Regions from separate parts of the Mus musculus genome. Here region 2 is linked to region 1. A link is a contact called in ENCODE Hi-C or POLR2A ChIA-PET data. All regions are on one chromosome and are shown on one strand. The core of a region is the stretch at or near the end of the contact, and the rest is flanking DNA. Distances in the headings are between cores, read along the strand shown. Region 1 holds the start of Pced1b (PC-esterase domain containing 1B). Region 2 overlaps Pced1b (PC-esterase domain containing 1B).

What was found. Hi-C counts contacts between places; a loop is a spot of excess contacts on that map. ChIA-PET counts read pairs that join two places held with the same protein, here RNA polymerase II (POLR2A).
Region 2: a loop to region 1 is called in a map of left cerebral cortex, with 4 times the contacts of the local background. The contact joins the enhancer-like site here to the promoter of Pced1b in region 1. A Hi-C loop is called at or near these places in 1 of 37 maps with a recorded cell type or tissue (left cerebral cortex). POLR2A ChIA-PET finds 5 or more read pairs at or near these places in 1 of 5 experiments (embryonic stem cell).

What each region holds. Positions count from the first base shown.
Region 1 is chr15:97,244,727-97,250,166 of GRCm38, forward strand. Pced1b (PC-esterase domain containing 1B) reads left to right here and starts at 2,381. Exons shown (of 6, transcript NM_172293.4): 1 at 2,381-2,438. It overlaps Amigo2 (adhesion molecule with Ig like domain 2), which reads right to left and starts at 2,561. Exons shown (of 2, transcript NM_001164602.1): 1 at 2,247-2,561; 2 at 1-1,871. The coding sequence starts at 1,813. The coding sequence ends at 254.
Region 2 is chr15:97,289,069-97,294,508 of GRCm38, forward strand. The region is part of intron 3 of Pced1b (PC-esterase domain containing 1B); the gene reads left to right. Among named protein-coding and RNA genes, the nearest start is that of Amigo2, 45 kb to the left of the region's middle. Within about 2 kb of position 2,397, at least 1 of the 3 ENCODE cell types and tissues checked has a DNase peak (open chromatin) inside an H3K27ac peak, as active enhancers do; it is left cerebral cortex, where a contact is called at or near this core.

The sequences.
Region 1 (5,440 bases), core at 1,131-3,630:
TGAAATCCTCGGCGATGCTGAAGGCTAAGATGCTGTTACTCAAAACTCTCAAACTCAACCGTCTCCTGACCCAGTCCAAGAAGCAACCAGTGTGCTCTGCCTCACTTCCTAGCAACCATCTTAAAAAGACACCATTTGGTTTCATCTCAAAAGACAAAATAGGGTTTTCACCCCGTCCTGCTATTAATTCTTCGGACCAAAGTTAAAGCAGGGAGACTTTAAATCACGACACCAGACGAACACAGGCACCCAGCTAAGTGGATGCCACAAAGGGTGTGTCTGAGAACACGGAATTGACTGAGTCTGAGTCAGACTTTGCCCTGGTGGACTTTAAGATGCCCTCGGCTATAACGGTCTCACTGGGGAAAAGCTTGACTTTGCCATTCTGTCCGGCCGCCGTGTCCTTCAGGGGCTCCAGAAACACGACTCTTTTACCTGCCTTCCGATCGTCAGCAGAGGCATCGCCAGTGGGGCCAGGACTGAGAATGGACGAGTGGGCACTGCTTTGGCTCAGCGTGTTTTTCTGTCTCTTGGCTTTGCATTTGCATGGGCACGGCGTCAGGTACAGATACAGTAGCACTAGAACTATACTGGCCACGCAGGCAGCCAGGGTGGTAAAGGCCGTGTTAAACGCCTCGTGGGCGTGGGATCTGTTTATGGTGAAATTGCTCACGTTGATCATGATATCCACCGTCTCGTTTAACAGCCGCTGCCTGTTCATTGCGATACAAGAATATACCCCGGCGTCCTCAAAGCCAGGGTTCTCTATGACCAGACTTCCGTTGTAAAACACACGAAAGTTCCCCATGTCTTTATCTGGCTCCAGCAGCCTGTTATCGGGACCGACCCAGATGAAATCAGTATTTCCATTGCCAGTCTTGCTGTCACAGTGGACGATCGCCCTCTCCCCAACCTGAGCCTCGTGGATAAAGCCAAGTGCGTGGAAGGAGCCGTTGATAACGCTGTAAGAACAGTTCAGAAAGCTCTCCTGGAGCAGCTGCAGCTGGTGGGAGTGCCTGGAGTCAGACCACAGGCGACAGGTATAGTCATTCTTAAAATCCATCACGGAGCTAAAGTGCCTACGGTACCAAAAGATCAGCAACGAGTACAGAGAACAGTCACATACAAATGGGTTCCCGTGAAGGTAGATGCCTCTCAGCTGTCTCCCCGGCACTAAGTTTATATGGTGCATCGGTATGGAAGGGATTCGATTATAGGAAACATCTAAAAATGTCAGATCAGCCAGCTTGAACCTCCCAGTATACAAATCCATAGGGAACTGTGTGAGAAAGTTCCCACTCAGATAGAGTTTCTGCAAGTGGGAAAGCCCCCCGAACGCTGCGGGGTCCAGATAGGAAATGTGGTTGTTGTACAGCAGCAGTACTTCCAGAGCCTTCAGCTCTTGGAATGTGGCACTCTTTACCGACTTCAGCCTATTGGATGATAAGTCCAGACACTTTAAATTTGGGGTTGTGGAGAAACTGCCCGTGGAGATGCTGGTGATGTTGTTGTGGCGAAGAATTAAGGTGCTCAGCTTGACAAACGACACCGGGATCCAGTCGGCATCCAACAGTCCGATTCTGTTATAGCTCAGATCCAGTCTTTTAATCAGTCTGAAAAGGTTCCCGGGCACCTTAGATAGGTTTTTGTTGGTGCAGCTGACAATGTCGGTGGCACAGATGCAAGCAGTGGGGCACATTCCTGAGGCGCTGGGGCTCACCATCACTGCGATCACCAACAGACACAGCAGCTCTCTGCAACCCGGTTTGACAGCTCTAGGCAGGGTGGGCAGTGTGTGGAACCTTAACGACATTATGGTCGCCTCTGAGTCTCTTGCCAGTCGCTTCTCATCAGCTCAGTCTCCCACCAATCTGGTAACAACATTTAAAACGGGAGAAAAGTACAAGTTAACTGCCACTAGTTAACCCGTTAGAGTTATTCCGTAATTGCTTTCATTCCAATTAACTTTTGAAATGGGTTCCATCTCCAACAGGGGTGGCTTTTTAATAAAGAACCTGTTATATGCATTTTTCCTAGATTACTCCAACTCAGTGAGATTTCCAGGTACCTTCTCTCAATGCGACAGTCTCAGCATGAGAAACTCAGGCTTTTTTGTGTGTTTTTGTTTCTAAAGGATGCATTCTGCCTTAACTCCCTCCACCGACACACACAAAAACACACAATCGCATCCCATAAACAATTGAACGGAAATACTTAGCCAGCCGTCGGTCTAGCCGACCACTCACAGCGCTGGGAAGCCGCAGCGGCTCGGAGAGGCCGCCGACGGCGGTGCGCTCGGAAGGTCCGCGCGTCCGCCTGCCGGTTTGCGCCCCGCGCGCTCGCACCTTCCCTCCAGCTCCCGGTGGGCGGCAGCCTCTCAACTTTGGCGAGTTTCGAGGCAGCGGCGCGGGCTCCCCGGCTCTCTCGCTCGGCTGCAGGTACCGCCGGAGCTCGGCCGCGCCGGGAGCGGGGTGGGCGGCGGGGGAAGCCGGCCCGCCGGTGGCGCTCGCAGGCTGCAGGGCCCGGGCTCCCGCGCCCGCCGCCCGCCTTTTATCCCGTGCGCCCGGGGTCGGGAGCGGGCGGGAGGCGGGTCCCCGCGTCCTCGCTCCTCGGGCGCCGCGGCGGGCGGAGCAGGGGAGGGGGGGCGCAGCCAATCGCAGAGGCGGCCCCGTGCGGGCTCCGCGCCGCCTCTCGGCCGGGTGGGACCGCAGCGAGGCCTGCGACTCTGCACCCCCAGGCCCCGCGCCCCTCGCCCCGCGCCCGCGGGGGAGCCGCCCAGCCCGGTAGGGAGCCGCCCAGGGTGCCGGGGTGCCGCGCGCCGGAGCCCGCGGGCGGTGGCCCGCAGGTGGCACCCCACCCCGATCTCGGAGCCTGGCTTTAGGGGCTGGGGCGAGGGGCCTGGCGGGCGCTGTGCACCGGGTGCTTGCTGGGGTCCCCGCCCGGGTTTGGAGGAGGAGGAGGAGGACAGGAGCGAGGGCCGCGGCGCGTTCCCTCGGGCACCACCGGGGCTTTGCGGGGGGAGGGGGTGCGGAGGCGCCGCGGGGACGCCCCCCGGTTCCCTGGGAAAGTTCGAGCCCTTTTCCTAACTCGGAGACGGCGGCCCGAGGCACCGGGCCCAGCTCTAGAAGCAAAGGGGCAGGAAAGAAGGCTTCCGGTTGGAATGCACAGATAAGGGCATTAGCCTTTAAAAAAAATAAACAAAAAAAACAAAAACAAAAAAAATCCAGAGTCGCGCTGGCGGCTTCAGGACTAGGATTAATTCGGTAGGGGTGGCTACGCAGAAGGACTTGTCCCCTAGAGGCCCTACAGCCACCAGGGCTCCAGTAGACTGAGCTAGCATTCTCGGAAGGCACAAGCTGAACAAGGCCATGTGAAAATGAGGGAGAGAGCTTGAAGCTGGTGGGCTTTTCGATTACAAATCCATTCTTGTTTAAAGGCTTAAACGATGGGATTTGACTGAGCCAAGTGATCCATTTGGCCGTTGTGTACGGATTAAAAGAAATAAATTACTGTCCCTAAAAAACCATGCTAGCCACAGTAGAAGGGCTTAGGGAGCCAATGAAAGGTAGACAAAATTGGGGAGACAGTGAGGGCAGAGCACATGAATACAACTTTAAAAACCAAAATGATCCCCCCCCCCCCCCACGGCATCCTTAAATTTATCGGAAAACTTCCTGAGTGAGTTTTTGGCATGGATCTGATGGACCTGTGTGTTGCGTTAATGTGGACTGGTTCCGGGAGAGCTCAGCGATTCAGGGTTTTCAAGGGAGGGCAACTTGGTTCCTGTTAGTTTCACTTTCACTAAAGATTGACTTTTAAAACCACAAGCATCCAGCCTAGTGTGCTCCAGGGGTGCATTCTTCATTTCCCCAGAGAAATAGGTTTAAGATTCCTATCAGACCACACGCACACCCCCAACCCCCGGGCTTCCCCCAAGAAAACCTCGGGTTTAAGGCTCAAAGTCACAAAGCTGAGCGGTCACCTGGAAATGGAGTCAGGTAATCAAAGGAATGTTATTTAAATGACCAGTAAGTGACTGGGTTTTGCAGTCCTAAATGGAAGGAAATTGGGAAGCTGGTTAACCCGTGCTTATCACAAAATGATCTAAAATGGGTGGTTTTTTTTTTTTTTAAGAAGTGGAGAGTGGAAGTTATGCTATACCTGCAGGCAACTCTCAGAAGTATCTTGCCATCACCCCACAGCATAAACCAGCTGTACACAAACTCGCAGGGGGCAGGTCTATATAAGACCAGCTCTCTGGACTCCCATGCATGTCAAAGGCAAGAGAGGCATGAAAGGTGTGTGTTTACTAGCCTGGAGACAAGAAAGCTGACTTCAGTAATAGCAAAAGGTATGGCCTTACTTTGCGGAAGGTAATGTTTTTTTTTCAGGTTTATTTATTTGATAACCTTTATCACCTCATGGATCTCCACCATGTTAGTCAATGTTCGGTTGCTATAACAAAATACCTAAATGGGGCGCCTTTCTCAAATGAAATTGAACCCACAATTATAGAGATTGGCTGTCCAAGGTCATACCTCTTGCTCAGTCCTGCCTCTAGAGGAGAACCCACAGGGTACTCACAGCAGGGTGGATGGTTGAAGAGTAAGTCAGGGAGCAACATAGAGGCACAGCGTGCCAGAGAGGTTCAGGACCCACATTTGTTATTTGTGTAACAACTTTAGCACCAGTGGTCCCTTGAGACCTTCATTAATCCTGTCCATGGGTGAGCCTCCATGAATCAATGGCTCGACATAGACCCCACCTCCTCGAAGCGTCACACCCTAATATGGTCACATATGGTCAGACTTCTATCAAGTGGATTTTGGAGGGACACACTCAAATCGTATTCAAACCATAGCACCCGCTCTCCACTATAAGGAAAATTCTGTGAAGACAGCCGTTTCCTCTGTCAGGGTCCCAGCTGACATTTGGTTGGCATTCAGTGACGTTTTCATGAATGAAACCGAGTGACAGGATACGTATTCTAGATGGCAATGGTCTCAGTCTGCTGGTTCTTGTTGCTTACACTTCATAAAGCTTGTCTTGAAGGCAGGGGACCCTGACAAATGTTAGAGTCCTGGATCCAGCCATGCCTGAAAGCCACCAAATGCTTTTATTTAACTGTATTCTCTACTGATCTTTGTTTTGGGTACACTGTTCTGCGTTGTGCCTTTGTCCCTTGTGACTGACCTAGTCCTGGTGCCCTCAGTGGAGGTGTGAGTTGTCTATGTGTTCTTATGTGCCAGACCAAGCTAGCCTGCATACGGTAGCTCATTCATTGTTCACCGAACCCTACAGTGATACTGTCCCATAACCCAGACGATCAACAGCCGCACTCCAAATTGTTTGAAAGTGGAATGTGTTGAAATGGACTTGAGGCTCTCCTCGAAGAGTTTTAAGTTAAACAGAACAGAGAAGTTTCTTCCTCCAGCTTGGA
Region 2 (5,440 bases), core at 1,147-3,646, 44 kb after region 1:
CAAACTGACTTCAGGGAGATCTTCCCGGGTCACCTAAGGGCAGCTTCTTTTCCTGATGTTTTAGAGATGTCTCTGTTGTTAAAAAGCTGTCCCGTGGAGTTTTCTTATTTTGAGTAAATGCCATTTCTCTGGGAGTCTTTAGGCAAATTTCTGTGTGTTTCATTAAATTTTTATCTTGGAGGAAAATACATATCTCCATATCCCGTCCGTTACCCTGGCTGTTTATATTTGTGAGACAATAATTTCAGCTGAAGGGTTGCTTGTGGTTTCTGTCAGTCTGTGTCTTGCGCCTCAGTCTACTGACATTTGGCTGTGTCCCCCAGCCCTCAGGAATGTACAGTGCTTCACCAGAATGCCCTTTCTTAACTTGGTTTCTGTTACTGTGTGTCTCAGTCAAGGGTTTCTATTTCTGCATAGAACATCATGGCCAAGAAGCAAGTTGGGGTGGGGGGGAAGGGTTTATTCCACATTGCTGTTCATCACCAAAGGACGTCAGGACTGGAACTTAAGCAGGTCAGGAACTTGGAGGCAGGAGCTGATGCAGAGGCCATGGAGGGATGTTACTTACTGGCTTGCTTCCCCTGGCTTGCTTAGCTTGCTTTCTTATAGAACCCAAGACTACCAGCCCAGGGATGGCACCACCTACAGTGGGCTGGGCCCTCCCACCCTTGATCACTAATTGAGAAAATGCCTTACAGCTGGGTCTCATGGAGGCGTTTCCTCCAGGGAAAATATTCCTTTGTCTGTGATATCTCCAGCTTGCGGCAAGTTGACGCACAAAACCAGCCAGTACACTATGCTAAAGCATTATGACCACAGGCAGCTTGAGGAAGAAAGGTTTAGTTTGGCAGATGCCCCTGGATCACAGTCCATTGAGAGAAGCCAAGGCAGGAACTCAAGGCAGGAACCTGGAGGCAGGAATGACAGCAGAGACCACGAAGGAGCGCTGCTTGCTGGCTTGCTCACCATGGCGTCTCCAATTTGTTTCTAATACACCCCAGTAACACCTGCCCAGGGGGAGCGCCTCAAGCAGTTGTCTGGACCCTCCTGGCAGCAATCATTAATCAAGAAAATGCCCCATAGACATACCTACAAACCGGCCTTATGGAGGCGTTTTCTCAATGTAAGAGTCCCTCATCACAGATACGTTTAGGTCTGTGTCAAGTTGACAGACACCATTAGCACAACCTTCTACTATTATGATCCTGTAATAGAAATGTGTGAAGTCAGATTAATGATGTAATAATGTAATAGAAACGAATGAAGTCATAGTAATTGTCACTGTTACACTAGCTTTTTATTCTTGTGTCCTTTAAAAGGCTCCTCCCTCCTCTGTTGGGCTCTAGGAAGCACTGGTGTTATTTAGGTATTTTCCTTTCAGCTGGTAGACCAAGGTGTCCTTCAACAGCAAAGCGTCTCAACCTGTCGTGCACAGGGAGAGTTTCTGTGTGGGAGAGGCCGACGGCCAGGCCCTCACAGGGGTGGCTGCCCTGCTGCGTGTAGAAGCCCATGTAAGGATGGGTCAGCTAAATGCCTGCACTCTGTCTGGTATCTGAAGCTGGGTTCTGGAGTTTTCTTTAAGAACACACAGTGTCTGCCCAGCTGTTTGGAAATGTCTCCTTCATCCCCTGAAGGAGTGGCAGGTGCTGGGTTAGGACTCATGGATGTGTCCAGGCACACCGGGGAATCCTTGTGACAGGGAAGGAGTCTCCCAGTCCAGGATGTAGACATGTGGTTGACAGACACCTGTGGGAAGTCGCAGGGTGGAAAGAACTCCGGATTTAGAAATCACAGGTGAGTCCCAGTGTCCAGCCTTTCGTACACAAACACACTAGGCCTGGTGCTGTGATAGCCGCTCACAGACAGGGGCTAGCTCAACACTCAGGCATGGTGAGATGTTTTTCCTCCTTGTATGGAAATGAGGGGAGGACTTTTCTACGTCTCTTTGCTCAACATTCATACTTTTGATGACTCTCTTCCATAGAGCTGAGCCAGGCTACGTTGCAGCTCACTCATTCCACATTCTATCCCATCCACATCCCAAAGGAGAGACGGGAAGCCCACGTTTACCAGACTTGAACTGCCTTTAAGTTTATATGGCATGTGCATAGAGAAATATTACTCTCAGTATGTAGTCTCGAAGACTGTGGCTTTGTGAATCACAGACTCCATCCTGAGGTGCACGGAGGGGGCAAGCCTTCCCTATGTTTTCCTAATTCCCTGTCCCTTCTGAAACCCCTATTACAGAGGCAGAAAGAAACACTGAGGTTTGAGTCTTTGGAGATGTGTTAAAGGTTTTCTGGAGCTAGGGAGAGATGTAGAGCTCTTATGAGAGGCACGCTTGTGTAGACCGGCTGTCAGAATTCAGATCCTGTGTACACGTTGTACACACCGCAGCTGAAACTCACCTTCTACCATCGAGCTGGGCAGAAGGAGCTGCGTGCTGACGGATCCCATTGGATGAGAGAGGCGAGGTGTGGAAAGACTGTAACTTCAGGAGTTTAGATTCAAGCCCAGGCCTTTCTGCCTTTAAGTCTATCTCGTTTGGCCTCTGAGGAAAGGCATTTCAGCTCATTAAAATCTGGCTTTCCATCCTGAAAGTACTGCTTTCTCACGCTCTGGTCTGTCACCTTAGCACTCTGGGAAGTATCCAGAGAACGCTCCCCTGGGACCTGGGCCTGGAACTGCCCTGTAACCTTTGTAACACACCAGTTCCAGCGCACAAGTCTGCCGCCCTGACTTATTCTCGGCCCCAACCCCTCCTCCCCGCCGCTCTTGCTGTTCCTCGCCCTGTGTGCAGCGCTTTCTTTCTTTGGAATAAGCATGTGTTCCTATCCCGGAAGCCTAGGGCTGCTGGCACCACACCCTCCAGCTGCAGAAGGGATGGAGATCTCAGCCACCTACACTGCCACCGACACACAGAGCTCGGGTGAGCCTCACAGAGGGAGCATCTGGCTTCCATCAAGCTAGCTGTCTTACAGCACGTTTGCAGGAAAGTCTGCTTCCATGGTTGCTGCTGAGTAAGACTTCATAAGGTCTATAGAGGTGGGGAGAAGGGAAGCTGTCTTAGTCAGGGTTTTACTGCTGTGAACAGACACCATGACCAAGGCAACTCCTATAAGGACAACATTTAATTGGGGCTGGTCTACAGGTTCAGAGGTTCAGTCCATTATCATCAAGGCGGGAACATGGCAGCATCCAGTCAAGCATGGTGCAGGAGGTGCTGAGAGCTCTACATCTTCATCTGAAGGCTGCTAGCAGAACACTGGCTTCCAGGCAGGTAGGATGAGGGTCCACACCCACAGTGACACACCTACTCTAACAAGGCCACTCCAACAGTAAAGCCCTTGCCCACAGTGACACATGCCTGCTGCAACAGGGCCACACCTTCTAATAGCGCCACTCCCTGGGCCAAGCATATACAAACTATCACATTAGCAGTTGAACTGTGTGCGTGTCAGTTGAGCTTCTTCAAAAATATCAATGAGAAAATCCAGCAATATAATTAAATTCCAGACTAGTTCACTACGGTCTGATTAAACATGGTGTTGTCTAAATGCATCGGAAGGTTGTCATCAGAGCATGACACATCGATTATGAAAAAAAAAATGTTTTACAACGGGTAAATAAATGGCCCTGGGGTCCCGCTTAAACCGAGAGCTGCCAGCTTCTCTGCACTCTCCGTTACAATAATGTCACAGGAATGGAACAGTTGGCAGCGTCCTTTCTTCCTATGGTTCCTGCTGGGTGGATGCTTTCCTGCCTTCCTGCCGCTCCCAATGTTTCCAGTCTTTCAGAGCCTCCCACTTTTTATGTTTTCAAAGACAAGTTTAGAATGTTTGGGCATAAAGCTGCAGCCTTGCTCATGGGGACATTAGGCTACAGCCGTGCTCATGGGTACAACTAGATAGCTACAGTCATGCTCATGGGGACATTAAGTTACAGCCATGCTCATGGGACAACTAGAAACTGATTTTAAAGAGGAAGTTGTGAATACTCAATTTCCCCAGTCTTCCTCTCCTTCTAGAAACATTTTAAATTAGAGTATAATCAGTCCCTTTGCATCTAAAGTTCTGGCATTGATTGGCTCTTCTTCTTCCACCACAGGGGCCAAGTTCCTCAGTCACTTATCAGCCGTGTGTTTTCCACATGATGTGGCAACACAGTGATTGCTGGAATCATCCTGTAGATCTCTCTCTTAGATCTTCACATAGTCTTTTTATATGAAGGTCCTCTTCTGTGCATGTAGAAAGCACCCGTGTGCAACAGTGTCAGCCTGTGGCCGAGGCTCGGGTGCTGTGAAGTTGTGTGGACTGTCTTTTGTCCTCTGAGAGCAGTAGATCTTTTTATTTCACATCAACCTTTGTTCCTTGGAATCAGTTTACTGAAAGTCTATGCTCAGAAGCATATTTTTAACAAAAAATAAAATATGAATGGGCAGTGGCAGCACACACTTTTAATCCCAGCACTCAGGAGGCAGAGGCAGGCAGATCTCTGAGTTCCAGGACAGCCTGGTCTACAGAGTGAGTTCCAGGACAGCCAAGGCCACAGGGAGAAACCTTGTCTTGAAAAACAAAGCAAAACAATACATAATAATAAATACATAGTAAATAAACAAATGAGTAAATAAATAAGTAATATTCGAAGAGTGTCCAAAAAGAAAATATTCCAGAATCAATCATTTTGATCTTTTTGAAACAGGGTCTCTCATGTAGCCCAGGCTGGCCCCAAACTCACTATCCAAGCAAGAATGGCCTAAAACCTTTGATCTTCCTGCCCCTTCCAAGGGCTGGTCTTATATGTTTGGCCATCTTTCCTAGTCTCTGGGCCTTAGATCGGGGGCCTTGTGTGTGCTAGATAGATTCTCCACAACTGAGGGACATCTCCAAGTGTTAGGATTTCTGCCAGGACATTTCTATAGTATTTTGTTTCAAAATGTCATTTATTTTCTCAAGTTTCTCTTTAAAATGACCTTCATTGCTAAGTTGTTCAGTTGTTCCCACAGAGTGCCAAGTTTCCAGAACACAATTACAGCATCTTGTGATATAAATGTTTACAGACACACCCGCAGCGTGGTGAGTCTTGACTCCAGAAGAGGTTCCGATACCCTCTGTCTGCAGCAATAATCGTTTGTCCCGTCAGGATGTGCAAAGCCTCTCAAAGCACCTGAGTCTCCCTCATCCCCAGATGTCAGCCTCCTACCGCAAAGGCTTCGTGGGTCACAGTTCCACAGAAGGGGACATCTTTATAATCTAAAGGGTGAAAGGCTAGTTTTGATTTGTGATTTTTTTTTATAAAAAGAATAGATTGGTTTTTATTAAGTATTTTTCCAGTCCCTACATTTGTAAGTTCTATGTTTAACATAGGAGGCTGCGCGGTTCTTTGTAATAGTTTGATACTGGGATAGTGTAAGGTTTTGATGGGTAACTAGATCATTTGA